2 separate regions of the Homo sapiens genome follow, and region 2 is linked to region 1. A link is an interaction called in ENCODE POLR2A ChIA-PET data of the cell type or tissue named here. Cell type or tissue: A673. All regions are shown on one strand.

Evidence for each region. Peaks named below come from ENCODE experiments on the same cell type or tissue, not always from the same donor. Only the 100,000 strongest peaks of a DNase experiment are listed, where the experiment ranks them.
Region 2: POLR2A ChIA-PET joins it to region 1 with 5 read pairs; 2 of 35 experiments call an interaction of 5 or more read pairs at or near these places.

Annotation. Positions count from the first base shown.
Region 1 is chr6:146,289,448-146,291,947 of GRCh38, reverse strand. All of the region lies in intron 2 of GRM1 (glutamate metabotropic receptor 1), which reads right to left. Among named protein-coding and RNA genes, the nearest start is that of RAB32, 250 kb to the left of the region's middle. In A673, no CTCF peak of the experiment used is centred here; a DNase peak (open chromatin) is centred at 1,427.
Region 2 is chr6:146,047,542-146,050,041 of GRCh38, reverse strand. All of the region lies in intron 1 of GRM1 (glutamate metabotropic receptor 1), which reads right to left. Among named protein-coding and RNA genes, the nearest start is that of GRM1, 20 kb to the right of the region's middle. In A673, no CTCF peak of the experiment used is centred here; no DNase peak of the experiment used is centred here.

The sequences.
Region 1 (2,500 bases):
CCACATTGTTTTGATTACTATGGCTTTGTAGTAAGTTTTGAAGTATTAAAATGTGAGTAATTAAAATTTCTTTTTCTGTTTCAATATTGTTTTGGTTATTTGGGACCTCTTGCAATTACATATGGATTTGAGGATCCATGTTTCCATTTTTCCAAAAACAGTTGTTGGAATTTAATAAAGATTGAATTGAAACTTACAGATTTGTTTAGATAGTTTTATCATATTAGTAATATTAAATCTTCTAATCCACAAATATTGAATATTAAGTTTTCCAATCCATGCATATCTTTCCATTTATTTGTGTCTTATTTAATTTTTTTAGCAATCTTTTGTAGTTTCCTGTGAAAAAGTCTTTCACTTCCTCATGGTTACGTTTAAGAAGTATTTGTGGTAGCAAATGAAAGAGAAGACAAGGGGGACTTTCTTAGAATAATAACAAAAATTTTCCTAAATATCAGAAGATCTAGATGTGTGTATCTACATACACACATGCACACTACAGAAGCAAAGAGATAAAACACCTCAAGGAAGGCTTTACAAAGTATAAAATAAATATATATATAATATATCTGTTCAAAATAATATATACATATTTCTGTCAAAAAGATATATTTATCAAAAAAAGCAATATTGGCTTAACTCACACATTATAATAAAAATAATATATTAAATTGGATTTCAAAGAACCAAAACTATGTTGCATACAACAGACCCACCTAAAATAAAACTTATCAGATTGAAAAGCTGAAAATAACATGATATGCAAAAGCATACCAGGGAAATGTAAACAAAAAGAAACCAACTAACATAATTTTAACATCAGAGAAGGAATAATTTAAGGCAAATGCCAATTTTAAATTCGTTTGATTAGCAACCTTAACTCCATCTGCAATATTAGTTCCCCCTTGTTTCATAATATAACATAGTCACAGGTCCGGGAAATTATGATGTAGACATTTTTGGGGGGTCATTATTGTGCCTACCACAGTCTGCCCTCTGTTGCATAAAGATTTGTATCAATCCCACATTCAAAATACAGTCACTGTATCCCAACATCCCCAAAAGTCTCAACCCATTACAGCATCAACTCAAAGTCCAAAATCTCATTTACATTTCTTCAACTCAATATTCCCAGGTCTCATCACCTCAATCATGTAAAGCAGGTATGAGTGAAACATGATGTATCCTGGGGCCAAACTCCTCTCCATCTATGCCTGTGAAATTAGAAAACAAATTATCTGCTCCTCAAAATACAATAGTCGGACAGGCATGGAGTACCAGTATATAGACATTCCCATTCAAAAAGAGAGAAAATTGAAAGAAAAAATGAGTCACCAATCGCAAGCAATTTCAAAACCCAAATGGCCAGACAATATTGGGTTTCAAAGCCTGGGAATAATTCCCTATGGTTACAGGCTCTGCCCTCTGGTCATGAGACTTGGCTCTCTGAGTCATGCTTCCTTTTTTATGAATGGTAGCACATGTTTGCAACTGAATAGTTTATCAGTCTATTTCCTGCCTGTATAATTTTGTGAGTCTGACAGTTATGCTTCATTTCATAGTCTCTGTCCCTTTCAGTCAGAGCTGTCAGTTTTTTACGTTGTTAAGAAATTCTGAAGAACCTTGTGTACGTCAAGAAAATGTTTCCCATTAAACAAGAGTTGCGTCCATGGATCTTTCCTAGATAATCTGATCTCTATTTTTGGTTTCTCTGGAGATGGCTAAGGAGACCCATAAAGTGCACTAATCTGTTCAAAGAGCCCCTTGTATGACCGAATACACTTATCTTTTGATCTTTTTAATGCAGTAACAAAAGGTTGTCCAGCCACACCCTTGGCTTTCCCTACAGATCATGTTTTCCTGACAGTTATTCTCCTAATTTTAGCATATTTGTAATCTGGACAGGCTGAGCATTTCCCAAATCCATTATTTTTGCCTAACATCTCTTTCATTTCCTTCCTTTCACACTTCGCTACAGGTACAATCATTTTTCACTTGGCAGTGGGGATGCATCCTGAAAAACACATCCTTATGTGATTTTGTCATTGTGTGAACATCATAGAATGCATTATTTACACTCACCTAGATGGTACAGTTTACTACATTCCTACACTGTATATACATGGCCTATTGTTACCAGCATATAAATCTGTGCAGCCTGTGACTATATTGAATACTGTAGGCAATTGTAACACAACGCTAGGACATCTAAACATAGAAAATATAAGTACAAATAATGTATAAAAGCTAAGAAATGGTACCCCTGTACAGGACACTTACTATGAATGGAGCTTGTGGGATTAGAGGTTGCTCTGGGTGAGACAATGAGTGAGTGGTGAGTGAATGTGAAGGCCTAGTACATTACTCTACCATAGACTTTATAAACACTGGGCATTTAGGCTACATAAACGTACTTTTTTCTTCCATAATAAATTAACCTTAGTTTACTGTAACTTTTGACTTTATTTACTTTTTAATTTTAAAAATTGTCTGACTCTTT
Region 2 (2,500 bases), 240 kb after region 1:
ATAAGCCTGTTTTGAATCTTAGTGTCTCCTTATACAGGAGATTATACGTAGTAATCAGACACTAAGCCTTTGGAATGAGACTGACTGGGTTTGAACCCTGCGTCTGCCACTTTTTACCTGTATGACTTAGATGATCATTTTTAAACTTCCAAGAATAATAATAGTACCTACCTTCTAGGGTTATCGAGAGGACCAAATGAAGCAATGAACATTGAACAATTGCACAGTGTTTGGCACACAATAAATACTCACTCCATGGTACTGCCATCGTTGTTATTTTTTAATAATAATAATTTTGTTAGTCAAGATTCTCTAGAGGGACAGAACCAACATGAGATGATAGATAGATAGATAGATAGATAGATAGATAGATAGATAGATAGATAGATATGAAAGGAGGTTTCATATGGGAATTGGCTCATGCAATTATGGAGGTTGAGAAGTTCCACAGTAACTTGTCTACAAGCTGGAGAACCAAGGAAGCCAGTGATGTGACTCAGTCTAAGTCCAAAGGCCTGAGAACCAGGGAAGCTGATGATAGCATAACCCTCAGTACAGGGCCAAAGGCCTAAGAATCTAGGCAGCTACTGATGCAAGTCCTGGAGTTCAAAGTCGTAAATCCTGGAGTACTGACGTGTAAGAAAAGGAGAAAAGGGGGGTCCCATCTCCAGTTCTATATAGGTCCTTAGCTTATTTCATTATTGAGGGCAGCTCTTCCTTGCTCAACCCATTGATTCAAATGTGAATCTCTTGGGAAATACCCTCATAGACCTACTCAAAAATGATGCTTTACCAGCTATCCGGGTGTCCCTTAATCAAGTCAAGCTGACACCTAAAATTAGCCATCACAATAACATACCTCTGAGTTATATTACCATTTATGAGTAGAAGGTGGTGGTTCACATGGTAGGGGGAGGGTAAAAGTTAAGCAATTAATAGTCGATAAAAAGATGAGCATCAGTTGCACCGTGAACACTAGTTTTTTTTTTAGCACATGCAGAAAGTACCAAAACCTAGAGCAGGTTTTACAATATAATAGCCTCAAAAGAACTGTATTAGTTCTCTAGGGCTGCTGTAACAAAGTAGCATACACTGGGTGGCTTAAACAACAAAAATTTATTCTCTCACAGTTCTAGAGGCTAAAAATCTGAAATTAAGGTGTCGATAGAATTGGTTCTTTCTGACAAATGTGAGGGAGAGTCTGTCCCATGCCTTCTCCTAGCTTTTGGTGGTTGCTGACAATCTTTGGCATTCCCTGGCTTGCAGATGCATCACCCCAATCTCCGTCTTCATCTTCAAATTGTGTTCTTCCTGTGTGCGTGTCTTTTTTTGTATCCAAATTTCTTCTTTTTATAAGGTCACTAATCATGTTGGATTGGGGCCCACCCTAATGATATCATTTTAACTTTACCATTTAAATCACCTTTGTAAAGCTCGTATTTTCAAATAAGCTCATATTATGAGATATCAGGTATTAGGGTTCCAACTTTTTTGGGGGGTGTGGTGGGACACAATTAACCCATAACAAAAACAGAGGGCAAAAATAAGAATTATATTTGAAATGTTTTGAAAAAGCATATGTTTTAATGGTTTTAATGGCATATGTTTTGGAATCACTCAAAAACGCAAAGGAAAATGCTTTAACTCTTAAGTATTACACTTGTGCCAAGATGGCATTATTATGGCAGTAAGAACATGCATCTCTTCCTAAAAGTAAGTCCCAGTGAGGTTTTACATAGGTCCTTCCTAGAGAAACATGAAGCCAAGGAATTCCAATACCCTGGCCAGCCCAAATGTCTATTAGATTGCCTCTTAACAAAACAATATTTGCTTATTCATTCAACAAATATTAATTAAGCACTTTGTGCTTAACCCCATATCAGACCTTACAAAGATATGGAGGAAATCTAAAATATGGTACACGCTGTATGGAGTGCTTTACCTGCTTGTGAATATGTGAATTATGTTCCTTGTTTTCTATGCCTTAAGAGTTGATGAGGCATGGTTCTAAGGATCCAGAATGTGTTCACTAAGGCTGATTTCCAGGAACCCATGCATGCTATTAAGGAGTGACATAAGGAGTGATCTTGCTCTGTCACCAAGGGTGGCATCATAGCTAGGTGTCAGGTGGAAATATGCCTGTTATATGCCATCTTTCATGTGAAACACAATTCAAATTTTCACCCAGTGTCATTCTAGGTTATAACCATTCTTCTGGATTAAGATTTGTCCAATAAGTATGGGCAATAAACCCCAATTCAATAAGTTTCAAACTAAATTCTCCACTAGATAAATGCCATGGAGAAATACACTGCAAAAGGCAGAGAACACAACTTCCCCACATGCAGAAGTGAAGCAAAGTTATCTGTGCATGATGCTAGAGGGGACAGCAGCTTTGGGTGACAGGTGGCATGCCTCTCTGCCAAGAAGAAGGCGTTGCTCCTGGCAGGTTTTTTTTTTTTTTTTCCTGAGGCATGTGACCTAAGTAGTGGCATTTCAC